Linked DNA regions of Mus musculus: all the other regions are linked to region 3. A link is a loop called in an ENCODE intact Hi-C map of the cell type or tissue named here. Cell type or tissue: gastrocnemius. All regions are shown on one strand. Links, peaks and the distances in the headings refer to the core of each region. The heading gives the core; the rest is flanking DNA.

Region 1 (9,918 bases), core at 1,265-9,264, 210 kb before region 3:
GCAGCCTGCAACAGTGCAGGAGTCTACCCCAGCCTGTGGCTTCTCTGCTGCGGGCAGCTTCCTTCTTCAGGGAAACAAAGTAGGGGGGCGTTGCAAAGGATCAATACCTCTTCTGGTGCAACAGAAGGGTGAACAGAACTGTATTCGTTTTGGACTCCGAAAATTGCTCCTTTCTGCCTCACCTCTTTGCTATTTATAAAAGAAATCTCAATTAATACTCAATTAGTATAATTAGCCCCAATTTGCTGTGACTTTAATAACTTTGGATAATTTCATTTAATCTAGTTCATATCCATAGCCAATATTACAACAATAAACAGTTGCATTCTTTCTTTTTTTTTTTTTTTTTAGTTTGGACCCGTGTAGGATGTATTTGCCCATTTTCCTTAATGGGAATTCACTGATGAACACTGCCTGATGTCCCCCTCACAGGTACATATTTAAGTGCTTTCCAATGGGATGCTGCTGTCAGCGTCCCTGGGCGCCCCCTTTGCCTCCTGCATCTCTTACTTACTTGCGCCCAGGCCTAATGCAGTATAATTGAAACAATTTTATTGTCTGCAGCTATTCATTCTAATGTTTCAATGACAGAAAATACTGGTCAATTTGACAAGTTAATATGACTTCAGTGGTCATTTGAACTCCTTTAAGCCATTGGATGCTGAAATTGCTTGTCACCTCCCTTCACCTGAGAACAGATTCACCCAGGATGTGAGGTTGTGGGGAGGGGATAAGAAGTGCACAAAGTTTCTCCGTGAAAATCAGTTCTGTCAGGAGAAATTGCAAGTTTTGATAATTGGCGGGACACTGCCCCTTTCTGAAATGGAGGGATCTGTCTCAAAAGCAACATTTGACTCTGCCATCCACTACTGTGCTTAACAGCTTCTAAACTTTGTGCCTGTTGCCCATGGCTCAAGCTTGACCAAACGCATGTCTTTCTTTCAAATGCATGAAATGCTGCCCTTAAAAATACTTCGCCACTAAGGAATGAAATCAAGTGAATGGTGGGAAGACTGTCCTTTAGGGCTCAGCTAAGCATCATAGGTCCTGGCTCTGGTATCTCACTATCCAATATCATCATATAGCACAAAGTTCCAGAACCTGCTTAACAGATAGATATGAGAAGACAGGGTCATTTCCTTCTGCATATCTTTAAGCCATCCCTAGGTGGTCTTTGACTGCACTGGTTTAAACTGAATGTTTAAAATATCTTTACGGAATTGAAGCTTGTATTTAGGCTACTACTTGCTTAGCACAGAAGAGCCAGAATTCCATATCCAGGACTACCAGAAAACAAAGTAAGTTACATACACAGAAAAATCCAACTTTTTAACTAAAGGGCTAGTAGCTTTGTTTTAGCCTAGAGTCTGCATTGTGGAGTAGCATTCTCTGTATCCAGTTCCAAGAAAACCTTTTACTCTAGTAATAAAGGAAGACCTAACCAGTACCTGGCACTCTCTTCCTGTAGTGGCAAAGTCTTTTGCTTCTACAACGTCCAGTGTGGTTTCTCCTTGAAACATCACCTTTTAAATTCTTCTTTTTGTTCTTGGGAAGTTGAGTTTTGTTTCCTTAGCAGAATGGCATCCTTTGGTCCTTCAGATTGAGCCTGGTACTCCCTGGGGCACAGAAGGACCACCAGCAACTTGGGACTCTTCCAGTCCCCGAATTCACTCAACAGTGTCCTGAGCTGGTCATGATTTTACTGATGTCAGTTTATCTCTTAAGCAGTCACTTTTGTTTGCGCTGTAAATGTCTGTGCTCCACAGGACAAACATGAGTGTCTTCGCCCACTTAAGACACAAGTGTGTAAATAGGCTGTGAAGAATATGATATCCTGTCAGAAAAGTCAAAAGGCCTTAGGGTGGTTTAAATGTTTTTTCTACACTCCTGGTGATATCTCAAAAGGGTCAAACCCAATCATAATTTATACAAAGGGTTAAGTAGAGTAGATTTATAACTCACTCCCAACTCATCCCATACAGCTGCATTCTAGTTCTCGAATGAGTGTTTTATGCTTTACCCTGTGTAGCCAAAATTACCAGTTAAACAGCAGTTTCCTGAGACTTGTGACTTGCAACATGAAGTTACCCTCACCTGGATGGGAGGCGTTTTTCTCTTGTACTTCCTCTTACAGCTGAGACATTCAGCATGAGAACTCATACCAAAAAAAAAAAAAAAAAAAAGTAAAGAAAAGTTGGTTGAACACAACAGAAGGTGGGGTAATTATTAAAAGCAATGTCCTGAAATTGCTAGGATTTGTCTGTTTCTGAACAAAATCCTGCAAAATTCTGCAACTGTGCAAGGTCCTCATACACTGCAGAAAGAAAAGGAGGGAGAACAACAGGGCGGGGGTTGAATCAACAAATTCAGAATACATCAAAAGGGAGGACTCTCGGAAGGTGAGGTAAGTTTCACAAGGCTCAGAGAGCTTAACCAAACTAGTTAGTTCCAGGTCTACATCAAAAGGAAGCGGCATTCCGCATCATCGCTAGCTTTTTCTGTGATGTTTTAGCCTTAATTTCAGAGTCATCAAAAGTCATGTAATAATTAAACCAAAAAAAAAAAAAAAAAAAAAAAACAGAAGGAGTGGGCTATCCCTTTAAAATTAGATCATGGCATGTATTAATATGCAGAATGAGTTGTCAATTGACCAGGCAACAAACGCACTTCCTCATTGACTCATTTTCACTTCTATCTATGAATATTTTAAAACCCTAATGTGCACTCGGCCATTTGGGTTTTAAGCGAAGACTTATCACAGTGTAAAACCCTTCATTTTTATCCCATAGCAGAGGGCTTCTTTTCCCTTTTTCCAGGGTGTCATTAAAAATCTGATGCCAAGAGCCAGGACTTGGCAAGGTCTGCAATATAATTTGCAATCTGCAGTGTTTGCTGGCTAGCCCCCCTGCCCCCCTCTTTTTTCCCCCTTACCAGCCTGCCTGCTAGAGTCAACAGGGGGCATCGCTCATCTGTCTAAAAGAAAAATAGCAGCATACTAATTAGAATTCTATTTGCCAGAAGCCTCGGAGTTGCTGTGCTTATAGATTTCAAGCTTCTTTTGTTTGAATTAAATTGCCAACTTTTTTTTTCTTCCGCCTTTGCGCTACCATGAGAGAGAGCGGGTGCCGTATTTGATTGAAGCGAGGGTAGGGGGAAGGTTGTGCGCGGGAAGGGGTTTCGCTATGGAAATACTGGGGAAATGTCAGGGTTGTGTTTTAAAATGCCTGGTATGCTTTTCAGGGGTTGACTCCTGTCTTTCTCAGAGTTGTTTTGGGGGAACTGGTGTTAAGTTCAAAGGGCATGGGGCTAGCTAGGGAGCTGAAGCCCCCAGGCTGACGTGGAAATTCTGGGGCAGAGCTGACACGCTCACCCCACGCAGAGCCAGATGGTCCTTGCTGGGATGAAATCCCGGGGCCAGGATCATAGAGCTGATTCAGAACAGAACACAGCGTCTCCTTGCTCGGCTAGATACGTTTCTCCTGGGTGGGAGGATAATGCCAGCCAGATCAACGTAGAATCAGCGCGATTAGACGAAGAGGACGGTCCGTGTTCAATGATCCCTGTTTTGAGGATGCCTTAGAAAAGTTTTCATGGTTCTTTATTAAAATGCCAAATTTTCCCATCAAGCCTTCGAAAAGCCATACCCATGCTGTGTTTCCAAAATTACCCAACAGCAGAAAATTAGGGTTCTAGAAAAATGGCAACAGGCTTTGTTGGAGGAAGACACAATGAATCAGCATAATCCCATTGTCAGGAGTTGCCATTTAAGTCTCAGTGTGTCCCTGAATCCCATAAAGGGTTCAGGACTAACCAAAAGGAAAGCTGGACCTGTGAAGCCGACCTCCTCCACAGTTAGCAGTTTGCCTCTGAACTAAGCTAATATAAAGGCTCATTATTAAGTTAATTGTCCTTTGAAACCCAAGAAACAAGAAACACAGGCACTACTGGATGCTTAAACACTTGGCAATGAAATTTACAGTCTAAATGCCATTGTCTATAAAATAATGTAGTGTTTTCTATAAAAAAATAATGTAGTATTTTCTACGTATGAATCATAAAGACCAAGTTGTACTCGATTTAGTTGAATTGGATTGACTGATACAGCGTAAGCGTCTAACTCTAGTTTTAATAAATTTTTACGGTAAGGAAAATACAGCGTTACTATTTTTAAAAAAACTGCTGTTTCTTGTGTATTTGAATAGAGGCATTCCTTCTCGAATTGTAGCTCTCAGGAAACTCACTCACACCCTCGAACAAAATGTACCTTTCTGCATGTGTGTGGTAAGGGAAAGCATTCCAAAGTGCTGAAAACCCAAGGTGAACCAGAACCTGGGCTTAGTAACTTCTGACTTCTCAGCAACTTGCTGTCTATTTCTGTTGGTAGGGTGTTACTGATCACCTGACACAGGAGAAGTGAGGAAGACCTCACTTTGGCAAGCTTGTGAGAGATGCGGGAGTCAATTCAAAGTCAGTCTCTTAAAAACCTGCTGATGGAGCATCTGCATGGAGAGACTGTGCTTACAGATGTTAACAAGGCTGTTCTTGAAATTGTATCTCAGCAGACAAGCTGTGAGGTCTGGTTCCTGCCTAAGCTGGACTCTACTTTCCCACATGTGTCTAGAGGTGCCAACAGTTTCAGACATTTAGAAATTCTTATTTCTTGTACTTGGGAGGAAAAAAAAAAAACAGCTCTGAGTTAAATGTCTATTTCTTTCCTCTGACACACATTCCTTTAAATTTCCTAATACCGCTCCAACCTGAGGTGCAGAATATTGATGCTCACAGTATCATAGAAAGCCTGGAGCCAACTCCACTCACATCCCCTTTGAATTACATTTCCAATTTTAAGCCTCTAAGAATCTAGTCCTCCTTTATCTGTTCTTGTTATAAAAAGTGGCAGGAGGCAGAGTGGCAGAATGACCCACAAGATGGCACCTGTCACCAGGGGATTTTGCCTGTATTCTGCAGGCCAAATTTTGTTTGAACTCACCATGGCCTCTGTCATATCCTCAATTTCCCTCCACTCTTGGCCCTACCTCTTAATCCCCTCTGTGCAGGCTGAGGTGGTTTACCCGACTCCTGAACCTTTTCCTCGGAGAAGCCAGAGTAAAACTTTAATTTGAAATCTGGGCTCAGAATTAAGTGCTGGCGGCAGCAGGAGGCTGTTGGAGGGCGGCCTGTGAGGCTGACTTCTCCGGCCTGGAACCGGCGATGGAAATGACTGCTTTAAGCCTTTCCCTATGGCATTGCCCTAACTCCACCGACCCTAGGTTATAAGGTGAGGAAGCTGACAGAAACACTAAAGACTGTAAGGTTTGGGTTTCTTTGAAGGCAAATGCATGACAAATGACTGAAATACAAGTGGTCTTGGGACTTTGGCTCAGCTGTATTTAAACCTTGGCTAGATTTAAGCAGACACTCCTGTGTTTTGGATACAAGTTCTAAAGCTTCCTAAGAAGGAGCAAAACAAAACAAAACAAAACAAGAAACAATCCAATGAAAGAACACTTGTAAAGATAGATCTAGGAGGAGTTGGGGAAAGGAATCAAATAGTATCAAAATACATTGTATAAAAATTATAATCTTATTATTAATTATTTAGAAAAAGATCCAACAGGTTTAAAGGAAAAGAGACTCATCATTCCAGACAAGTGAGTGAGAGCTTAGTCTGGGGACAACACACACACACACACACACACACACACACACACACACACACACACACACAGAGAGAGAGAGAGAGAGAGAGAGAGAGAGAGAGGAGTGTTTTGGTTTTCTAGCCACTACAGCAGTATCACTTGAAGGAAGCCAAATGTCCAGAATTTTGTCAAGGAAATGATTACAGCCCAATATTTTAAATCAGCACATGTGTGCAAAGAGACTGTAACTGTGCTGCCCAGAGGTTATTTTATTATAAAAGCTATGAAGTGCCTTCAAGTGTTAAAACCAGGAACTTACTAATGTGAGGATGAGGATGAATATCACACTATCAATAGTATTCAAAATGAACTCCATGCAAATATAACAGAGGATTTGGGTCTTCTATTAATTAACTAGAAGATTTGTGGTAATTAAAAGTCAGACTAAGAAAAAGAAGCACAGGGCAAGCTAGAGGATTGTGGGTAGCAGGACGCTACTCTTCCTCCTAGGATCAGAGGCTGTATCCTATGCTGATGATGGCCATGAAATTGACAGATTCTATGGACCAGTGGCCTCGGTTTCCCTCTGCCTCTTTGTGCACCCCTTGCCTTGTGAGTCCTAGAAGGCCAGGAAGAAGCCTGCTCCCAGCAAGACACAGTGACCCATTGTGTGACAGTCCCCTGCCTCTTCCTTCAGTCCGCTCAGGCAGGCAGGGACTCTTCAAATGCCCATCACAGGCACAGGATTCCCTGTGAATTTCAGCAATGGTACTAAAGAGGATCTTGAAGCATTGTAATTAAGCTCATCCACAGCTGCTGTGATGAAACAGATCGGAGAAATGTGTTGCTTGTCGGGGCCAGCCAACGTTTGTGCTTTTGTATAATTCTTTAAAAAAAAAAAAAAAAACAACCATTGTTGCTTCCCTGTATTTCCCGTGTGAACAGCATTATTTCTGCTTCTTTTAACTACTATCCTGCTCACTTGGGAGTGACTGCTAAGGTCAGCCAGTAGACGTTAATACTGCTGGAGTAAAAATTTCCTCACCAAGATAGGGAGGATAGGCCTGTACAATAACACATGAAAAAAGTCATTGGTGATTTGCTTTTTTTTTTTCTTTAAAGCAGAAGGAATGAGCTTTCCTTTTGCATATTACTTAAGTGCAGTAGGAACACTGTGTGCATGTGTGTGTGTGTGTGTGTGTGTATACATATGGGTCTGTGTGGTTACAGAGGTAGCAGAAGTGTGACATTCTGCAGTGACATGATTTCTCTGATTAACTTAGTCTTGCACTGAAGAAATTTCTCAATATATAAAATACATATTATATGATTAATTTATCTATTTATAATTTCTATTATATAATATATTACATACCTAAATTATATGTTATATATAATTATAAATTTTGTAGCACTTAAGTATAATACCATTATCATCATCTTCCTGCCTCCTTTTACTCTTGATTTGTGCCTTTTCTTCCCAGAAGACTGAACCATATAAGGAAGGGGAGGGCCTGGAAGGAGAAACTGAGATCTTTACTGTGTGTGCATTTGTCTGTCTCTAAGTAGGACTTAAATATGATTCAGTGAGACCCTCCTCTCTCTTTTGAGCTGGGCACACAAACAAGCTCATGAAATCAAAAAAAGAGGGTAAGAGCTTACCGGTCCCCCAACACATTTATCAAGAGGGAGTTTGTGCCGGGCTTATGAAACTGTCATGGAAGGACAAGGTGGAGATCAAATGTACTGTTGAGGAAGGAAACGAAGCACAAACTTTGCCCAGAGCTTGGGGACAATGATGCTCAAAGATTAACCCACCCTCTCAATTAACACCTCACATGAAAATCCCCCACAAGGTCATGGGATCTGAGCTTCGGTGCGGTCAATCAGCGCAGCCCGCCTCCATACAAACTGAGATCGAATGCAGAATTAACACCGCTCCCCAAGCCCTGCTCAGAGACTCACGTCAGATTAAGCCTTTGCACAGAGAAGATATGAAAAGCATTTCTAATTAGGGTCTGAGGTTACTGGTTAGAATGCAGTCGAGCAGGCTACCAGCCATTCTTCTCCTTTTTTATAATTTTAATTAAACTCAGATACTATTTAATTCCTACCTGCATAGATTTAGTGCTACTTGAATGCAAACCTGATAAAGAATACTCCTGATCCCCACTTAGCTGCCACAAGGACTTATTAAAGAGGGGGTGACCGTCTCCAAGATCTTCTGCGACTCCCTCTGCAATAATTACTTTTCTATCAAATGAAAAGCATAATATTTTTCTGTAAATAGGTTTTTTTTCCCTTCTGTGAAACTTTGACTTCACTACTCTCTTGACAAAATTGTAATTATAACTTCACTGTAGGGGTGACTACTATACCATCAGCATGGCTGCCTGTTAGAATGTTTTTTTTCCATGCAGACTAAAGCCTGTAAATGGAAACTCTGGGGCGGGGGATGCTGAAGAATTTTTTGCTGTGATGCATCACCAATTAGGAGTGGGTGTGTCGCTTTGGTATTTACATCATGCTATTGACTGGATATCATTCGAATTATTAAGAATTCCACAGTGTGCTTGAGTCCTTCTGCTACTGTCTGATTAGTAGTCTAGAGTCTTAGGACCAATTTTTAATATCTGCAGTGACCCCAGAAGCCTTAAACAGCATCGTCAGCATACTAAAGCCTTGTTATTCCCAGGAACAGGTCTGAATAATTCAGGATCTGTCATGGCAGCTTTGGCCCCGTGCAACTGAGTGGGAGACTTTGGGATTCTTCAGCCTATGGTGCTCCTTCCCTCACCATGGCTGCTCTGTTTCTATTCCAGTGGTGCTTCCAAGTGGCCACAACCTCGGAAATATTGCTCTAAAGTCTTATTGGAATATTAACAAGATCTAATCGTACCCAAATGTGGGCTATGTTAGGCCATTGTAGAGAAAATACTATTGACACCCCTCCACACACAGCACGTGCAGGTGGAAAGCATTCCTTCAGTGTGAAGTGGCTGAAGTAGCTGCTCTTGTTTAATGGTTTTGAGTGTCTTAAATCTGAGAGAAAAATAAATGTGAAAGCAGAGTGTGACATCACCAATGTCCTTAGAGTGTGACATCACCATTGTCCTTTTTTTTATGTTTACAGAGAGATGTGTTGGATAAAATGATACATGCAGCTGAGACTATAACTGCTTGGAGACCCATGTAAACTCCAGAGTCTGGATGAGTTTAGAAACTTGGAATTAGCAAAAATCCTCAAGGGTTGTGAAATTTGCATTTTTAACCTGTTAACTTGAATCTCAACTGCTATCTCTCCCCTCTCCCCTCCTCCCCTCTCCCCTCTCCCCTCCTCCCCTCTCCCCTCCTCCCCTCTCCCCTCTCAGGTATAACTCAGAAGTAGCCGAAAAGTAGTAAGTAGTATACTCTCAAATAATACGTTTATATCTTGGTATGTGGGATGTTCAGTGTTGTTAGCAGAAGAATGTCTTGGAAGATGCTTCAGGCTCTTCTTTTTTTTTTTTTTTTTTTTTTTGGTTTTTCGAGACAGGGTTTCTCTGTATAGCCCTGGCTGTCCTGTAACTCACTTTGTAGACCAGGCTGGCCTCAAACTCAGAAATCTGCCTGCCTCTGCCTCCCGAGTGCTGGGATTAAAGGCATGCACCACCACGCCCGGCTCCGGCTAACTTTTAAGCCAAACATTTTGTCTAGGACACATAGCTTGTCACATGTCTGCCGTATTCTTGGAGACACTAAGTCCCATCCCCAGACAGCCAGAAAACAAAAACATTTTTGTGGGAAAAGCAAAGCGTCTGATAGTGGTTTGACACTGTGGTCATCATGTCTCCTCCAGAACCCTTTTTGTCACCATTTTCTCATGTGTCTCTTAAGTATTGCAAGAGGTAAATAATTGGCACCCCTTATATTCATAGCTTGTATGATGCAAACTGTACTCCGCCAATAGCATCAGAAACTGGTACTACTTCCCCATGCTCTGGGCGGAGCGCCATGGGAAAGCTATTTGTGTAGATATTCTCATCTATAATGTAGGAGTAAGTAGGACCCACTTACCTACAAGGCTGGCTGAAGTTTAAAAAGCATGTGAGTAGAAGCAAAGGAATCCTTCCTAGAGCAGGGAAATCTCTTCTTGTCCCTTGTGATTGTATGTTGTATTTCCCAATCCTCTCTTCCCATGCTGGGAAATTCAGATTATCTAATCTCTACTTGTTGAAGATCTGTGTTCCTGTACATCCCAAACCATTCCCCATTACTTTCTATCCTTCCAAATCCATCT
Region 2 (9,918 bases), core at 1,241-9,240, 1.4 Mb before region 3:
CATACCTCCAAATGGTGCCACTCCCTGGTCCAAGAATATACAAACCATCACACCTGCCTTGGGCTTCTGAGTGTCAGGATTGAAAGCCTATGCAAGATACATACACTCTAGTTCCAAAAATCCCAAGAAGCTTCCTCCCTGCTCTCCCATGGTGCTGGCTTTCCCCCATATCATTCACAATAGCTTTCATTTGACCTCATTAGCCTGTTTTGCATATGTCTATTTTAATCTTCAGAAATAGATATTCCATCGGGAAAAGTTCCCAAGCCTATACAAATGCAAGAATTTCCTTTGAATCTACCATTCAAAGCATTGTCTTATGCAGAAACACTATACGGAAGATTGTTCAAGGAGACAAATTGTAGCATCATGTTCCCACTGCATTGTGGGATACACTATTTTGTAAATCCCCTTTCCCTCTTAACAGTGACCTAGCACTTCTATGAAAAGCTTGACAATGCCACTTACAGTTATTGCTCTTGAGTTGCACGTAGTGGGATAATTCAACATATGCCCACAATATATAATGATTAAAGGATAGAATGTCACTGTTAACTGTGAAATGTTTCATCAAAAGAGTGCTGTACCTCTATTGTTGGATGTGTATGTTGTACTTCATGTTTTTCAATCACTGTAAATAATTCCATAGTAACCATCAGTGGGTACAAAATCTGATCATTTTCTTACTAAACCTTCAGAACAATGGCCTATGTGGATGTGAGGAAAGAACACTAGAGCTCTCAGCTCTCACCGGAGAAGCTTCTTTTTCAATGGGGAGTGGGTAATAAAGAGATTTATAACTGAGACACATAAATGACTGTTGAGTGCTCAATTCTATATGGGGCATTCACATCATAACATTTCCCTTCAAGTCTCAGATAGCATCTTTGGAAAAGGGAGTGGGAAGATTGTTAAGAGCCAGAGTTTGGGGCAGACTTCTATGAAACAGTGTTTTCTGGATACCACATGACCATTGCACATGATCTCAAAGCCTACACGAGACTGGCATGAGATCAAGCCAGTCAAAATACCAGGGTGGATAAGTACAGACCCTCTTCCTGATCCCACCCAGCTGAGGAGCTATGTTGGCAGTTGATGATGTCTGAGGGAAGGGGCATCAGTTTCCTTCTGGGACTTGGTCTTTGTTACAGTGATCATGCTTCAGTGAATAGTTCTCAACCTCCATACATAAGGCATACAACTGGACTCAATGGGGGCTTTGGTGGCCCCACCACAGGGGCGTTTATTTCATGGTTGACTTTATTGTGCCCGAGTACTTACTTATTCTTATCATATAATCATTTTATAAAACATGCTCACTTTCCTTTCATTGATCTTTTTCCTAGGAAAATACTTGTTGGCAAACAAAACAAAACAAAAAAACAGACATATACATGTGTATATATATGAAATACGTACATATATGTACATATACATGCTTATAACTTTGAAAAATGTTTATAAGTCAAAGTTTAGTAGTGTTGTGTACCTACCAAAGACACAAATGGACACATGTTCCACACTTCAGCTGGTGCTCACAGTACCCTCCTAAACACACACACACACACACACACACACACACACACACACACACACTCCACCCAACACCAAGTGTGTTCTCTTTTATGTTTTCCTTGTGCATGCTCGGCAAGCATTCTCACTTCATGTAATTATGATTTCAATGCATTGCACTTTACTTCTCTCTACTTTCCCAGCCCCTCTCCCCTTTACCCCAGATTTCATACTCCTCCCTTTCCCTGCAGAAAAGAGCAGATCTCCCAGGGATATCACACAGCATACCAAGTTACAATAAGACTAGGCACAAACCCATATACAAGGACTGGGTGAGGCAACCTAGTAGAGGGGAAAGGCTCTCCTACGAACAGATGAAAGAGTCAGAGACACCCCACACCCCCACTGTTTTAGGGGTCCCACAAGAACACCAATGTACACAACCATAACATGTATGCACAGGACCTAGCATGGTCCCTTGAAAGCTCTATGACTGTTATTTCAGTTTTTTGGGTTTTTGTTTTGTTTTGTTTTTTTTTAATTTGGTGTTGGTCGTTGGCTTGTTTGTTTGAGACAAGGACTCAGTAAATTAGGCAGGATGGCTTTGAACTCACTCTGTAGCCCATTTTGACCTTGACTATGCCATCTTCTAGCCTAACCCTTCCTACTGGCTGGAATTATAAGTCTATACCACTAGGTCCCACTGAGCACTTCCCTCTCAGCAGAGGACCCAAAAGACCTCATTGGTGAAATAAGCTCTATTCTTTATGAAGGGACAAATATACAGCTCCACGCTGTCAACGCCAGCATCCAGGGGGAGAGGGAGATGAGAGGGATAGGGAAGGCATGTCTGAGGATGGAGAATGAGTTCTTAGACCAGGAGGAAGTAGAATGGCAAAGAAGCCAATGAGGAGCCTTTCAGTTAAACAACAGAACAAGGAAGATGGCCATAAGATGAAGTGGTGCTTCTCTTCTGGGTCATTTCCATGCCATCTCCCAGATTCCTCCTGCTTAGTTTCTTGTGTGTCTCTAAGCTTCTGCTGAGAGCCTGTCAGGATGGGTCGGTCAATAGTTGAGTTTAACCTTTACCCCCTGGTGTAAAGGTTAAAGGGCTGAAGAAATTCCGGGAAGTCTGAGGACCAGCTGGCATGCTGATCAGCAGCTCGCCCTCCACTCACCTTCTCAGAACCCACCTTCTTGCTAGCCTGCATGGAGTCCCTTAGCTTACATCGATTCTTCCATATTTCAGGACCTTGGCATTAAAAACCTCAGAAATCCAGAATACAACCTGTAATAGGAAGTTGAGTGTTACCTCTGCTTCCCACTGCATTTATCTGGAAGGCCTGTTTTGTTTGTTACATAATCTCCCAGGCTTTCTTAAATAAATGAACTTTTAGAAAAAGTGACCTCTCTTTAATATTTAAAAAACAAGCAGGGTGTGGGGTGTGTGGAGAGATGGCTCAGCGATAACGACTAGGCTCACAATGAAAAATAAAAATGAGCTGAGAGGCTAGCTCTCAAGGAAGCACTCAACTAGTTCTGGATTCATCCCACAGTACCACCATGAGATAAACTTAAACCTGACTTTATTTATTGTTCACGGACAGAACTGAGTGCTTGCTGAATGTTTTGTTTTGTCTGTGTTCCTGATAGGAGCGATGCCAAGTGTTCTGTCAACAAATCCTTTAGGAAATTCTGTGTATTAAGTGAACTTTATGAATTTTAATCCAATGTTCAAGAGATAAAATGTGAGTTATCAGACCCTCCCGCATACAGGCTGCCATTAAAAGCAAATTAGCCTGGATCTCTGTGGCAGAGCATTGCTAGGCATGAATCAGATAGCACCTTCCATTCCCCACACCAAATAGACACAAATCAAATGACAACCTAAACACATTCATGTGTGTGTGTGTGTGTGTGTGTGTGTGTGTGTGTGTGTGTGTGTGTTTAAAGAACAGAGAGTGCACAGATCATTCCAAAGAGCAGAGAGGTCTCTTTAAATCCCGGTCCTGGGATGTCTGTCTGTGCCTGTCCTGGTAGACTTGATATCCTTTCCTTGCAAGGCTGAACTAGGCAGCTTGGTGTCAGAGTTGATAACTCTAGCAGGCAGAGCCTCTTTGTGCTGTAGGCCACTTCACAGAGGGAAAAGAATCGGGGAGGCTTCTTAATTCCTGTCTCTCCTGCTTCTGTCTTCTTATTGGTTTGAAAGGTTGCTCTTGTTTCAGCAAGAAAAATGTGTCTGAAGAGGTTCTGCTTCAAGAAGCTTAAAAGCCCAAAATGCACGGACTCTTGGTTAATAAATAAAGTAGGGCGTTCCCCTGGCAGCTGGGACATCAGACACAGAAGGCGAGCAGCTTCTTTGACCACGTGTGAGCAACTGTGACAAGTAGATAAGGCAGAAGATGGCTTCCAGTCAATTGTCTTTAGAATCCACACTAATAGTGCAGCAACTTGTGTCAGAGATTCAAATCATATTTGTATGAACTTGTGATAATCAAAAGATTTAGCTGCCATTGCTTGGCGTTTTATGATGTGCTAGGCAGTATGGGAGGCACTTAAATGATATTCTAGAATCTGCCCATAATATCTGCCCACAATGTACCCACTCTAACTAGAGAGCGTTATGATAAATAAATAATAATATTGATGAATGACAAATGCATCGTCATTAAGGAATTGGAAAAGAAAGTAGCATTCTGAGACAAATAATGTTTATGCTGGCTGGCGCTAAGGGCTCAAAAGAATTGTTATAAAGAAAAACCAAAAACCAACCAAAAAAAGAACACCTGCAAAATCAGAGAGGAACGATGGAGAAACTGCTTGAGGGCAAATGAGTGTGTGGTGTTTCTGGCTGCCAATTTACCCAACTGTTGGTTGTGCCAGTAGAAGTGATTCAGGCAGGTACGGGACATGAGCAGTTCATCCTGAAAACTGTTCTCTGTCTCATTTGATATTTAATGTGACAGCCACCATGAAAGCAAGTGAAAGTGAGCAGGTCATGGAACGAAGGCTGGCGGTATTGTTTATAGAATGACCATGTGGGGTGCATGCGCATGTGTCTGGGTGTCTGTGTGTCTGTGTATGTGTGAGTGTGTGTGTGTTTGAGAGTGTGTGTGTGTGTGTGTGTGTGTGTGTGTGTGTGTGCATATGTGTAAGTGTTGGATTGCATAGCATATGAGAGACAGGAACGATGGCTATTGCCTTTGGAGTTCTGAAGTTTGAGAGACTGGAGTGACATTATCTTTTCAGCTACTCAGGCCTAAGCCAGACCCAGAAATTCCTGTAACATTTAAAAAATATTTTTAAACACTTAGGACCACACACAAAATAACGATGTCCTTGAGCAGATCCTCCAGAGTGTGTTTGGTTCCAAATGTTTTAGTTCTGGCAATGCAACCCTGTACCTTTAAATCATAACGGTACAGCCTAAGCCAGTAGATGGCAGTAAGATACCGCAGATTTTGGCAGAAGCTTCTGGGCTTTCACTGCTAAAAAATGCTAGATTTTTTTTCCTTGTAATTATTATTTGAAGGTGGGTCCTAATCTATTGTTCAGAGAGAAATTGCTGAATTGAAAAACAGGAAATAATTCTTCCTAATTAAATAGACAAAGTGATTATCAAAGACTTTTATTTTGTCCCAATTCTAAAAATTTGCAGTAGGGTGTACAGTGTATGTGTGTGTATGTGTGTGTGTGTGTGTACCAGTGTGTGTGTGTGTGTGTATGCCTATGTGTGTGCCTTTGTGTGTGTGTGTTTGTGTGTGTGTGTGTGTGTGTGTATGTATAAGCAAATGAAGGGTCTGGTGTGTTTTTAAATAATTCCAAATTTGAATGAATGTTAATTTGTGTAAAACTTAAAAAGTATATTATTGAATTGAGCAGGAAATACTTCTATGAAAGCATTGGTTGAAAAATGCTTTCTTCCTTATGCCATCCAGGATTTGCCCGTAGATGTTGTGAATTCAAACCAAAGTCCACACTCTCTGTAAATGTGCTGAGTCGAACCTGCTTCTTTATTGTCTTTCTTTTTCCTTCTTCCTTTCTTCCATTTTTTTTTTTCACTTAGATTCCTTTAGGAGTGACATCTCACACTGGGAGATGTCAGTGAGTCCAGTTGCCCCTCCTTCGGGTCCCTGAGCTTGGCCAGAGAGAGAGACCTGCAGTTTTAGCAATGCAAAACTTAAATAAATGTTCTTTAGAGACCTGTATATGTCAAAACACGTGGAAAATACAGCCTGTTAATATTGAATTTGGGAACAGGAGAAGAATAGTGTGGGCTGCTGTCCTCTCTTTTTGCTGTTCAAAAGCATCCTAAGACAGTCGTGCCATTGGGAGTCAGAACAATGGGCAAGGACAGCACCCCTCACCTCTCTCCCCTAAGCCTCTGGCAGGGGTGTGACTCCAGCTTCTAGCATGCACATTTAGGCCCCTCTCTACCTAAAAGTTGCATGCAGAGAGCAAGCGAGCAGTTAAGTCAAAAGAACTCAACCAGGCTCCCTTTACCTCTTTTCTAGTCTAAGCTCTGAAATGTGCCTAGGCTTCCAGGGAGACAAATTGTTTAATTTGCTAACATTTTGGAGCTCTTTAGAATTGTGAAAGAGCGAATTTCAAAGTATGGAGAGACCTCTGACAGAGTCCTAGTCAGATAGAGACTCTCTCTCTCTCTCTCTCTCTCTCTCTCTCTCTCTCTCTCTAAGGGAAGCTAGAAGCTGTGTGGTGTCTTGGAATACTCTGCACTTTCTGAGTCTCATTTGCTGTCTATGTCTTAGCCTTCCTTCTGACAAAAGTTAAAAAAAAAAAAAAAGTTAGCAAATATCTCCCTGAAAATCCCTGCTATGACTCTTAACAAAAGACTTGGTGCAAAGTGAAAGTAACACACTGGTGCTCAGGATCCTTCAAGCACTTGGGATTTTGGCTAGCCAAATAATCACGGCTAATCCCTGTTCATGCGGTTTCCCTAGGAAGCCTTTTACTTACTCTCTGTTAGCAAAGAATGATGTTTTCTACGCATCCATGGGTTCCCACTGCACGTAAATATAAAATGACACTGCACATTTCTCACTGCTGTGTATGCAGTTTAAGCAAAACAAAACAAAAATCAAGAGTTGAAGTTCTTTCCTGACAAACTTTAAGTTTTATAGAATGTAAATTTCTACCAGTTTGAATAATGCTTTTACTTGCTTCCTATTTTTAATTAGTTATTACCTGATGAGAATAGGCTACAATAATAGAGAGAGAACATATGAAAAATAAGCAATTACATAAAATATCTAAAAAATAATGATTTAAAAAATGGAGACGGTTCCAGAAGACATTCTCAGTGAGACCTTGGGCCAGTAGCACCCAGATGTCTGGACCTATCCAGTTAAAATCCTTCAAAGTTGCTCACATTTTTTGACACATGTTGCTGTGAAAGATTAGTGAGCTTTCAATTTTGTTTTGTTTTGTTTTGTGAGTGTGGGTGCTTACAAAATAAAGTCTGAAGGGAGTGTTACGCAGATGCATTTTAGACTGTGCAACCCGATCGGTTTGAACTCTGAACGATCATATTATTTATTTATTTGTTTGTCTTTCCTTCTCAAAGACAGTTAATTACTGAAGCACCGAGAGAGAACATTTTGTATTCCTGCTTTGCGAATGTGCCTCGAAAACCTGAGACTAATGAGACCAAGTTCTCACCCCAGCTGTGAACTTGCTGACTTTCCTGCTTGGAAACCCGAGCAGAGCTTCTGAACATTGGTGAGTTATTTAAAATAATGATTGCTTTTTGTTATTGTTTCTGTTCTATGAAGAGTCAGGTTTTTTTTTTTTTCCCCTAACACAACAAAGACAATGCCTTGGATCTGTGTAGAAGTAAAGGTGCAATAGGCCTGGTGAACATCTATGGCTTGTATATTTATTTAAAGGCTTGCTGTAATGCATATTATTAAGGATGACAATCATGAACTTGCTTGCATTGTTTATTTTGTAAATACCCATAATGGAGCTCTCAGAAACGGAGATCAGCTGCCCCCTTGGCCATGATGGCCGACTGCTGGGAAGTGACTGCCCAGGGGCCCTTTATGACTTGGGTTCCTGACCTAGGCCTTTCACAATTTATGCTCTTAGAATATTTTTAAGTCCACGTATAAAAATTCCCCGTGCAAACATCTGAAATGAACTATGAGTCTACTACGCAAAAGTCCTATGGTAGATTACATTTGGATGTCTGTAATGGACTAGCACAGCAGCTGTGCTCGGGGAACTAGAAAGATGTCAGATATGGTGTTTGTGGCCATCACGTGCAGAAAGGACCCCAGGATTTCTGAGCTGCAGACGATCTACTTCAGACTGGAGGCTGGTAATTTAATTAATGTGTGCCTCTGACGCTGAGGCCAAGAAATGGAACGGGCAAACCCACCTCCCCGCATGAGACCCGAGGCGGCTCTCCCACTTTATTTGAATCCTTTGAATTTTAATTTCCCATTTTTACACTAACTCGTAGAAACTTCACCTGGACCTTCTGGCAGCATTTTGACCTTTCCTGGCTCTATCTCAGTATTTGAATCATTTGGGCTTTGGATTATGAACACAAGACACAGAATGAAGACAGGCTCTGAGGGGCAAGTCTATCTGGATTTGACCTGGGTAGCTGAGTCCTCTTCCCACTCGTTTCTCCACCGCTTGAGAGGCTGAGGCTGAAAATCCCAGGAATGAAGATTCTAAGAAACACCTTCTGCAAAAGAAAAAAAAAATGTTTGTTTCTGTAATTTTATAAACCCTTGATTTAACAGAACTTAAAAGGCACCTCACATGGTCCAGAGGCTCTGAATATCACATCTGCTTTTAATATTCTTGGGTGTCTTGGGCTTTTTTGGAGTCGGTTTGATGCTGTCTTTTGTTGGAGGACAACTGCTGTATTCTGTGATGCAGGGAGTTGCCAGTTCAAAGGATACAGCCTTACTTAGGCAATTTCTTTTCCCTTGCCCTCCCCCACTTTCTCAGTGTTTCCTTTTGTTTTTGGAGTTGGGGGCTTTAAAACAGTCACAAGAGGCTCTCAGTATATTTTCTTTGAAGAACAGCTCTTTATAACAATGATAGCAAAATTTGTAGTCCGGTTTGAAGTTGAATGGGCAGGGGAAAAAAAAATACTGTTAAGACCACCACCGTTTGTCCTGAGCCAGGTAAATGAATGCCTGAGACTCAGTACTGGAGGGACAGGTATAATGACTGTGAAGCAAATTTCAAGTGTCTTTCGCTAATTTTCATCTGGACTTCTTATGTTCAGGAGTAATTCAACACTCCTAGGTGAACTTCCCTACCACGGCTGATTATGTTAAATATCTTCCCTCCCAAACTCAGTGTGGGCAGTGCTTTAAAAGGAGCCTAGATTCTGAACATTTAAAAAGGCTCTTACTCATTCAAATTGAATGTTAGATTAAAGAGTGGGACATCCGTGGACGCGAGAGGAAAGCTGGCCTTCTGCGTTTGTCTCAGACAATGATTTCGGCTAGATGACTGTGTTTTGTGGAGAAAAGGATTCGATGGGATATTGACAGTCTCCTATCAATAGTTGAGCCCTAGAGGCCTGGCTGTTTGGGCCCACACTGATTGACTGTGCCTTAATAGACATGTAATTGTTGACAAATACTTTCCGATAGACTGTGGCAATACCCAGCCAGACAAAGGAGGCTTCCGGGTAATAAGAACCAGCACAGAGCCATTTGTTACAGGCAAAGCCTTGCCGAAGAAACGACGTATGCTAAGAAAGAAGCTCTGGAGAGAAAGAAGCAAGCTTGACAACCCTCTACCCACGCAGCCAAACCTGGGTGACACTGGTGAAGCCGCAACAGTAGTAAGAAGAATTCCTGTTGTGTTTATGGGTTTTCTGTTGTGTACAGCTTGGTTTCAAAGTCTTAGCTTTGCCTATGTTAAGCAATTATGCATCTGTATATCATATATGTGTATGTGATGCACATATATTGTACACACATCCCACACATGTACATATAGGCAGAGTATGCATATGATTTGATATCTAGAATCAAATTTCTTTAGCTTGTGTATGGCATTCTAAAAATCTATCCACAGTAGTTCTAGGAATACAATAGGCTATTCAGGCAATTTCAAAGAGCCTCGGGCATTAATAAGAATACTGGACAAAACTGAATTTGGATGTAAGCCCCAATTACTACTAAATATCAGAGGAGCCTGGAGCTGTCCTTACAAAACCTGTACCTAAGAACATTTTGGAATGTCGAACATATTCTTGTGCTGTCTGAGCAAGGCTAGCATTTGAGATCTATGCCTGGCTGAGATGCTTCTCCTGAAAGTTGGTCTCACAAGATGCGCTCCCTGGGTCCCCTCAGTTTCCTTTATCTCCTACTGTGGGGGCTGTACTCTCAACTACAGGAGGCCAGTATTGCT
Region 3 (9,918 bases), core at 873-8,872:
CCAAGAAGATTATGTCCTCAGTGACGCCGTGTTTACATATAGTTATAAAGTTCAGAGAACCGAAGGGGAGAGGGAAGGAAATCGGACTAGGCCTGATTAAGAACACGCATCCGTGTAATATAGATAGCGCATCAAAGGAGGAGGCTGGATACCTCTCCCCTTTCAGTTTCGACCCCTTTTCTACCTTTGTGATGCTGTAATTAAGATATTCTTATTTAGACAGACAGCTTCTCTGGTAACTGAATAATATTAGCCCCTTTGATGTCAAACTTTTGACAGTTATCACACCAGCACTGGGCAATTTAGCACAAATGCCCTCCTTTAAAAAGAGAGAGAGAGAGAGAGAGATAGAAACCCCCAGTGTCTTTGAAGAAATCTAATAAGTGCGATCCTTATCACCAGGCGATTTAAATCGCCGACGACAGGCCACCTAGCTATGAATTACATTCGGTTATACATAATAAAGCTGAATTTGGGTTTCAGTTCATTGCTCGGCGGAAGAACCCTAACTGCATCACCTCTCTTCTGAATCCCAAAGTAGTTGCTCAGATGAGGAGAAAGCACCCAAGATTACCAGGCCAGGGCAAGGACGTTGAAGAGATGGGGACTAGTGAGTGCAAAGCCGAGCGCCCTTTCCCCAGTTCCGGGGAGTGGGGCAGGACCAGACACCCACTCTCCGGATGAGATGTCGCTGTTGCTTTCCTAGCCTGGCCGCCAAATTTGGGATTTGCCAGATGGTGGGATTATCTTCGCGTCTGTTATAGTGTGTGTGTGTGTGTGTGTGTGTGTGTGTGTGTGTGTGTGTGAGAGAGAGAGAGAGAGAGAGAGAGAGAGAGAGAGAGAGAGAGAGAGAGAAGAGAAGAGGAGAGATCGCGGGTGGAGGGTAGAGAATAACGTCAAGACAGAAATCTAGAGACTGAGCTGGCTCCTTGAAAATGCTCACTCGGTTACCCTTTACCCGCTTTGGGCCCTGCCACCTCCTGGACCCTCACTCGAGCCTTTGGCATCTCGGATTGGCCTCCCCCTCGGGCACAAACAACACCAGCGCCATCCGGGCCCCTCGGCGTCGGCTCCCTGCCTAAGTCTCAGGACCTGAAGCTTAGTGCCCAGATGCAAAGAGCAAGGAGTTGGGGGTGGGGGTGGGGTAGGAACAAGCCTCGTGGAGGAAGAGTGGGTGGGTAGGAGAGTTGTTAAGGGAAAGGAGCAAAGAGGGCGGAGTGGGAGGGGTGGAACGGGAATACTGACACCTGGAAGGCATTGTCTTTGCTAGAGACACCTGTCAATCTCTGCTCAGGGGTCTTGAGGCCAGGGGCGGGGAGGCCGCCGTTCTCCTTGGTGATGTCATCTAGGAGTCTCGTCCCTAAGGAGGGTGGGAATGGCTCCGAGGGCGCAGAGCCCAGAGGGCTTAGAGAAGCGTGGGGGAGGAAAAGAGAAAATAAACAGAAGTAGCTCTCTCGGCTGGCAATTTACATGGAAATCAATAATCCAACTTTAATGTTATTTTTAATCTTCCCTGACCGTCTTGCCTTTTCACTAGGGGAGAGGGGATGAGGTTACAACAGCCCATCCCTCTACCCACACAATCGCTGGGGAAGTCTTGTTATCTCAAATCCCGGTGCAACCAACCCTTCCCCCAGATCCACACCCCGCCCCCCTTTTCTGCGGGTCGTTCCAAACGCTGCCTTCAGGCTTGAGAAGGAAACACTTTGGGACGAGTTTTGAAAGTCTTCCGATACTGCACCGGGTGAAGGGGGAGTTAATTAACGCCAGGCATGCTCAGCGAGTGGGAGAGGGGGCCTCGGCGTGGGTGGGCGGGCCAGGTCGACTGCAGAGGTGCGCGCAGTGCGGGAGGCGCGGGATCTGGAGGCCCGAACTTGCGGGCCTTTGCTGGCAGGAGGTGATCGGAGGTGGCTCGGGCAGGGAGCGCGGAGATGCCCCCAAGGAGTCCCCCCGTTAATCCTGGGGAATTCTGATCTCCCACCTACTGGGCCCCCACTCCCAACCCACCGTGTGCTACAGAACTCTCATTCTTTTCGGCCGGAGCTAATTAGCAGCCTGCCAGCGGCCTGATTTATGGAAACGCTCGGGCGGGCGGAGACGCACCGCTAGCGGAGCTCTGGCTGCCTCCGGGCGGAGCGAAGGAGGAGTCTCCACCGACCTCCTCCGACGAATTTCCCTCCTCCCTGCCAGGGGGAAAAAAAGAAGAAGAAGAAGTTGCTGTTTCATCGCTTCGACCTGGCTGGTCCAGGAGCCTACCCCCTCGCCCTAACCACCTTAACCTAGGACGCGGGGATGTTTAGGTTCCTGTGGGCAAGGCAGGGACTGTGGCCCAGTAGCAGCATCCCGCAAGTGTTGAGGCCACCAGGTTCCAGCTCCGGCTAGAATCGGAGCCTTCCAGCCCTGGGATCTCAGCTCAAGGTCCCCAGTGAAGGGACGTCGGATCTAAAGGCTCTTAGGGAGCCGCAGTAGGACCAAATCAGATCTCTAGGCAGGAAGGAGAGATGGGCGACTGCAAAGGGACAGACTCAGATGTCTTTGTCTGGATCCTAGAGGCCGCCGCCGGCCGTGTTCCTTTCCACTTTCTAGTTATTTTCTTTTTGGTGTTCTCCAGTGAGGTCCTCTCTTCGGTTCAAGCGAGTGTCCAGCGAAAGGCCATTCATTATTAGAAGCATTTAGCCAGGCGTTTATCCAAAGAAACAGTGCAAACCTGATGTTTGCCTTCCTGGGTTGTTGTGGGTGACCCAGGAGGAAGGGGGAAGTAGATCCCCCCCTTTACCCCGCGGACCCCAGTAGCGAGGGTGGAAGGAGGGGCCGGTGAAGGACAGAGGAATCTCAGCATGGACCTGTTGCTGGCGCTTAAGCAGCCCTTCTGCTCCTCAGAAAAGCACTGTTTGCCAGTGTTTCTCCAAGATGCACCAGAGGGACGCGACCGTGAGAGCATCTGTGCCTGCTAGAAGCATTTGGAAGGGACAAAACAGGCAGACCCAGAGGCCAGAGGCTTAGGCAGCCTCTCTGGCTCAGGGTTGAACTGGAAACTGGGCAGCGCAGGTGTGAAAAGTGGTAGGGGCAGAAGTCTCTGGCAAGATTGCCCGGTTCCTTAAGCTCGTTTCTCTCTCAAACCCTATCCCAGCACTCCAGGCCTTTCTGTGACTGAAAAGGAAGTGGTTGAGAACTGATTGTCTCTACAAGCTCAGTGTAAACTTTAAAATACCACCCCGTTCTGCCCTTTTCAGAAGTCGTTTTTTGATCTTCTGGCTGGTACAAGAGCAGCGCCAGCAACCTTCACCTCAAACCTGCAGACACCTGTCATTTCCTACCTATAGGGCTCGGATCCTCTCTCCTTGTGGAGACCAGTCTGTGTCATAGAGAGCATGAAGCTTCCTCTTGGGCCGAGAAAATTGAGAGAGAGAGAGAGAGAGAGAGAGAGAGAGAGAGAGAACGGGGGTGGGGGAGTATTTTCAAAAGGTAACATTCATGGAGTCTTCCAAACCCCTGACAGACTGTGAAACAGAGCCTGCTCTCCCTCTATAATGTGACATTCAGAACTTTGAGTGACTATAGCCTCCCCGAATTCCTAAGGCCTGTCATCTGCCTGGCCTGGACACACTACCTTAAGCCAAATCTATCACTAGTATGGGAATTCAAGTGGAAACCAGCAGGCTCACCAGCATGTCCCCCTTTGGCTCTTTGTGGGCCTTGATCCTCCCCTCGTTCCTTGCCATTCCCCAGACCAAAGCTTCACCGCTGCTTCACGTTGCTGACAGGCCAACTGCAGCCCAGTGAATGCAGCCCGTTAGGTGGCCAAATAACACCCCCCCCCCGTTTGTCTTTCTCAACGCTGATTTATAGCAATCGACAGGGTAAAGGCTCCTCTGACATCATTATTTTTAAAAGATGTCTATTTCTCATCCGTCACCTTTCATCACTTAGCACAAATAAATACTTAAATGAATTGGAAGAGACTTTCAGATCATGTTTATAATTCTTGGTTGTCCGTTAACATTCCTAATGACCTGGTCCTCTGAGTTTCTCTAGAGTCCTAAGTTGGGTTCAAAATCCTGCTGTTTCTGCTTTAAAACTTCGACGAAAGTGGGTGAAGTGGGGGCTAAAAGAGACACACAGTTAAGCTGCAAGTTTGCAACACTGTGAGGAGGAAAAAAGTTTCCTGGCAGCCTGAAGGTACAGGCCACTGGGGAAGGAGAACATCGCATGGTTCAGGGGACCCACTAGACCCGGAAGCTGAAAAGAGGCCCTCAGAGCATGGGCACAAATTTTGCACGACTGTTGGTCCTCGGAGCCACACTGCAAAACCACAGTGACATCTCCATTATACAGGAGTGCTGCGCAGAGGGACTACCGCCACTATTACTTCTATCATCATTTCCAAAGAGGTCTAAGGGGCATTTCCTCTCCTGCGTCTTTATTAGCCTTTATGAGCCTGAGACTCGGGAAATGTAGAAGCGAGGTGAAAACGAAATCGCATGGATTGAAATCCATGCAATAAATCAAAATTGTTTCTTCACTTTTTTGCTGCCATTTATTTGGTCTCTCTCTCTCTCTCTCTCTCTCTCTCTCTCTCTCTCTCTCTCTCTCTCCCTCCCTCCCTCCCTCCCTCCCTCCCTCCCTCCCTCGTCACCAATGGGTTGCAAAAACTAACGAAATAAGGGAATGAAAGAAAATGTACAGAAAAGAAAACAGAAGAGAAGAAATGGCAGTAAAGAAAAAAAGAGAAAAAAGATCCAGTTTGGAAAACAAAATGAAAGCCATGGGATGCACGAATACACCCCCCCCCCACACACACACACACCCTTCTTCTTATTCCTCATCCTCCTCTTATTTCTTGTTTCTTCTTTTTTGGATGGGGTGGGGTGGGGGTGAGAGGGTGGGAGACTAAGTCGATAGAGCCCAGTGGATGGGGAGAAACCTCCTCCGTGAATTTTAACCAGCCCACCGCAGATAGGGAAATAGGGAGGATGGCTCCGGCCGAGCTCTCTCTACAGCATTCTAGAACCGCTCCGGACCCATCAAGAGTTGGAACTTTAGAGATTCCAGGAAGATTCAACACAGAGCCTGCCCGGGCCTTGGCTGGTCTGCCCTCCCTGCAGCCACCCTCTCCCCTCCCCCCCCCTTCACCCCCAGAAGCGGCTTCGGGTCTTCTCTTACTCATGTAGGCCACTAGGCCTGAGAGAGTCTGAGTACCCCTGGACTCTGCACAGAACGTTTAGGAACTCTGCGTTTACATCGCTCCTGGACTTTACTGCCTTCCAGAGCAAACTCTACGAAGCTGGTGCTCAGCTGCGGAAACCCGGGCGCAGTGCAGTGCCCTGGAGCGCCACCTCGCTTCGGAAACTGGAATAACGCGACCAAGCCTCCAAATCTCCTGCAGCCTAACTCGTTCTTTTTCCTTATTAAAATCTCCAAAGAAGCCGAAACACACAGGCCTCTTTCCCCACTGGTGCAAAAGAACACCATCATCTGTGACCCACAATTCTCAAAGGAGATGCGCAAAGGAAAAAAAAACACAGAAGCATACGTTCACAGCTCAACGGTCGTCACCTAAGCTGCATTCAGAGAAAAGATAAAATGAATGAGACACATAGTCAGGAGGCCACCAGTTCAGGCTGCGGTGTGTTTAAGTCATTCTGCCGTGGCCCATGCCTTCCATGAAGCGGGGCCTATGAAGCTATAACCTCCCAGTTATGATTTCCACAGAAATCCATTCCTTCTGACCGCTGGGGTTTCACCGAGGCTTTGCCAGGACTGTGGCTGGCCTATTGGAGCCTGGTTCCTCTCCATTTTCAGACATAATCAGAAAACGCAATCCTCAGCACGTCTGCCTTTCGACCAATGAAAGTAACAATGGCCAGGAATTATGAATTACACATTCTTTTCCTCCAATGTGCAACTGACTATTTGCCCTTGTTTCAACCAGTTGGTCAGTTAAGGTGTTTATCTTCCTTTAAATATATCCACTGGACTAGACTATAAAATACACAGAAAATTAACTCACTGCTATGCTATGGTGAATCTTTGTTTCATTTTCTTTTCACCCCAAAGCCAAGTGTAATAAGAAACAACACCCTTTCCATGCTGAAAATAAATTTTGAATGTAGAGTGCCTTGCTTTTGGGCCAGCGAAGAACTGTGTGGTTTATCTGTTTTGAAAGCGACATGGAACTTCCATCTAATGTAGTTTTTACTTATGTGTTTGACCTCTCTCTAAGTGTCTCTCTCTCTCTCTCTAAGTCTCTCTTTCTCTAAGTCTCTCTCTAACTCTCTCTCTCTCTCTCTCTCTCTCTCTCTCTCTCTCTCTCTCTCTCTCTCTTGTGTGTGTTTAGGGTGTTCAACTAGATTCCATGGGTAAAATGATGGCCAGCCTGAGAACTGTGGGTGAAGGGAGAGATGGTGGTGGTATCTAAGCCCCCTTTATTTTCTACCTGAGCAAGCCAAAGTTAGCCTCTTAGGAAAAATTCTGTGCTCCTTGGGGTTGGTAGGGTAGTCTCTGGGCAGCCTGGGCAAGAGGCGGTGTGAGTTCTCTGCCTCTCTACAACCTGTGCTCCATGCACGGCAGATTAGAAGGCTCTCAGTGCTCCCGCTCAGAAATTATAGGGCTGCACCAGGAAAATAGCCAGTTTAGTTTTCTGGCTGGCTTGTCCCTTTTCTACTAAGTTAAAACAGGTTCCTGAGAGATCATACTAGAGAGAGATATCTCACATTCCTAGCAGGATTTAAGGGGCATCTTTCCAGGGGGCAGCTGTAGAGGCATGACCAGGTTCTTGGGAGTTCCTAGGCTTTGAGGTGAGAATGCTAACTTGTGGAGAAGATGGTTGCTGATAGATCTAGGAGCTAAGAGGCAATTCCTGAGAGGGCCCTAGCATCCACTGAGCAGTGGCAATAAGGTGCAGAGACAAAAACAGACGGAAGAAAGTTCACAAGAACCTCAAGCCCCAAAGCTTCAATTTGAAGGAGGTTCTGAGTCCTAAATTGGAAACTTTTACTCTTCTCTCTTTCCCTCTTTCCGGTCCTCTCCATTTCTTTCTCTTCCACACGGCTCGTCTCAATTCATATTTTCTGAGAGCAGCCACCCCCACTCCCACCCCACCCCCACATACAGGCATACGCACACAAAATAAAGCCCGAGGATTAAAAAATGATCTTCTTGCTATTACACTTCCTACCGCAAGATGCGGTGCAAGAGTTAGTGTAACAGCTACTGAACACAATGCTTCCCCCACGCAAGCCATGCATGCAGAGGGTGTTGCTAATGACTCCTGAATTAGTGTGAGCCTGCGCGCCTGGAAGACGGAGGAGAGAAGAGAAGGAGAGAAGAGAAGAGACAGAACTACCGAGGAGAGGGACACTGTTCCTTAGAGAACTGGTGTGGGGGCCAATCACTATTTAATCAAGTCTAATAATCTCATCAGTATATCAGATTTCAAGCTTCTCTCTCCTTGAAAGTGTGATCTAGAGAGAGTCGAGTATCCTTTTAACCACCACTTTTTGGGGGCATATTAATAACAATTATGTTTACAGTTATATGAAAAAACTCTCCTTTGGGAGGGATCAAACATTAGAAATCGTTTAGTACTAGATTCAAGGCTACTCCAGGACTCAGGCCTGTTGAAGGCTGTGGGGGCCTGTGGTCATCAGCTACCCAAGTGCCTATATGCAAGGCAGTGAGGCCAAAGAAACTCAAGGCTCGATGCTCTATTAGGGCACACAAATGGACAAACGCCTGTGAAGTAGTTGGGGGGACCCAGGATGACCCATTCAGGATCTGGAGCAGCCGGCAGGTGCACTAGCCAGCGGTCCCTGCCCGGCCTGCGATAGATTTGCCGAATTGTCCCTTCGGGCTCGGAACTCCCCTGTGCCCTCCCTTGGGATCAGCTACTTAGGGGTGCATGAGGTTTCGAGATTCCTACCGTGGCCCAGGCTGGTCCCACCGCCCTGCAGTCTGCTTCTGCACCCCGGGGCACACGAAGAGGGCATTCCCTCGGGGCTGCGGCCCTTTGAACCAGGGAGCCCTTAGCTCCTTCTCAGACGCGCGGAGCTCGCTGGAGGCCAGGCAGCGGAGCGGAGTGTGGGTGGCGGGTGGGGTTGAAGGGGAGTGGGGGAGGCGGGAGGGACAGAGGGGCGGAGGCGGGAGCGGGGCGTTAAGCCTGGAAGCTTGGCTGTTTACCCAAATGATTTTCTTTTCAGGCCGGAGACGCCAATGAGACAAGATCAAACTGCCCTCCAAGCAGTGCGTGTGGGGTGTGAGTGAGGGTGTGTGTGTGTGTGTGTGTGTGTGTCCCCTTTGCAAGTGAGGCTTTGTAAATGGGGGCTCCAGAACTCTGGCTGGGAGGAAGGAGACGCGCGACCCGGCCACCAGCGCCTCCTCCCGGGTGCTGGGAAAAGCTTGGTGTGTAGCGTGCCTTAGTGCATGGAAGGACGGCCCAGGCATTAGTGCACTAGTCTAAAAACAAACTACAGAGGCGAACTGCAGAGAGCTAAGGCCCGCACCCTTAAAGATCAAGACGGGAGATTCAAGGTCATGCGAAGGTTGGACAGAGTACAAACCCCATTGTCCTTCCAACCTGCTGATTTTTGACCCATCTAACGCCTTCATCTAACTCCTTGGGCCACTGGTTTCTCCCTGATTCCCTGGCTCCAGATCTATTGCCTAAAAATTGGGGCAAAGTTTTGGCGATTAAGGTACAATGCAGACTGTGAAGTGGACTGTTAGGACGGTGCCTGGGTCTTCCCACCACAAAATGGTTAAGAACCAGTAGGGCAAAAGTTGTCTATCTTAACAAAATGTCTGATCTTTAAAGGAACCTAGACCCCGAAATTATCCATTAGCTGGGCAGAAAGAAAGAAAGGATGAAAGAGGGAAGAGGAGTGAATGAATCTGGTTAAGTTTGAGTTACAGCTGACCCAAGGAGCCACGGGGGGCTAAAAGGTCTTTTGAAATAATAATGACATGATATGTGTGCCAATAAAAAGGTCGAAGTACAATTAAAATATGGCAACATGGCCATTGTACCTGTATTTTCTACTTTTCATAGTGCATTCTCTAGAAGGGGCCACACTGAAAGCTTACCAAGGAATCTGGAAGAAAATGACTTCATTTCAATGTGGTTAAGGTCTCCGTCTCTATTATTCATAGAAGAACGACCTCATCCTTCTCCCTCATGTACTTTGCCACTGGCCTTTGGATGATTGGATGATTGGGGCTAGACTGGAAGCCAGCTTCTTCTTCTTCTCCTCCTCCTCCTCCTCCTCCTCTTCTTCTTCTTCTTCTTCTTCTTCTTCTCCTCCATCATCAAGAGTAGCATCTCTCTCTCTCTCTCTCTCTCTCTCTCTCTCTCTCTCTCTCTCTCTCTCTCCATTCTCAGGAAGCTCTTATTTAACTAAAACCCTCCTTTCTTGATGCTGACCCAAGATGAGGGGCACATTGGGGACCTGCTGAGACTTGTTCATGCTGCTGTGGACTCCACTGTGGCAGCCCAGGTCTGCACCAACACACACACACACACACACACACACACACACACACACACACACTCACAGAGAGAGAGAGAGAGAGAGAGAGAGAGAGAGAGAGAGAGAGAGAGAGAGACTAAAGAGAGTCCACCTTCCTCCCTTTCATCCAGAGTGTCTCAAATGGAGATTGTGAATCTAGGACTGAAGGACTAGGGGCAGCCAATATCCAGTCACCCCAAGACAAAATAAAGATTGGTCTGAGGACCTGCCTACATGGTGGCTGGACTGAAGTGTGTGTGTGTGTGTGTGTGTGTGTGTGTGTGTTGGAGGAGGAGGTTGCTTATAAAGGAAAATGGATGCCTCATTTTGGCATGAAAACCAGCTACATTTATTGAGACTCCACTCTCAATGTGTCCATCGCTGACCTTTATCTGAGGTAGTTTCTAGACCTGAA

What was found. A loop is a pair of places that touch in the nucleus more often than their neighbours do. Peaks named below come from ENCODE experiments on the same cell type or tissue, not always from the same donor. Only the 100,000 strongest peaks of a DNase experiment are listed, where the experiment ranks them.
Region 1: it touches region 3 in a loop (3-fold over the local background); 8 of 42 quality-filtered maps call a loop at or near these places.
Region 2: a loop joins it to region 3, with 13 times the contacts of the local background. A loop is called at or near these places in 12 of 42 quality-filtered maps.

What each region holds. Positions count from the first base shown.
Region 1 is chr7:70,115,455-70,125,372 of GRCm38, forward strand. No RefSeq gene overlaps it. Among named protein-coding and RNA genes, the nearest start is that of Gm35271, 82 kb to the right of the region's middle. In gastrocnemius, for the core only: a CTCF peak has its summit at 2,957; DNase peaks (open chromatin) are centred at 2,907, 3,125, 3,362 and 4,961; H3K4me3 peaks cover 925 bases.
Region 2 is chr7:68,972,349-68,982,266 of GRCm38, forward strand. No RefSeq gene overlaps it. Among named protein-coding and RNA genes, the nearest start is that of Gm23795, 25 kb to the left of the region's middle. In gastrocnemius, for the core only: a CTCF peak has its summit at 4,957 (motif pointing right); a DNase peak (open chromatin) is centred at 4,959; H3K4me3 peaks cover 378 bases; H3K27ac peaks cover 316 bases.
Region 3 is chr7:70,329,782-70,339,699 of GRCm38, forward strand. It overlaps Gm29683 (predicted gene, 29683), which reads right to left and starts at 8,041. Exons shown (of 4, transcript NR_131145.1): 1 at 7,922-8,041. In gastrocnemius, for the core only: CTCF peaks have their summits at 5,340 and 8,389; DNase peaks (open chromatin) are centred at 1,005, 1,318, 1,704, 1,901 and 4 more places; H3K4me3 peaks cover 3,578 bases; H3K27ac peaks cover 2,246 bases.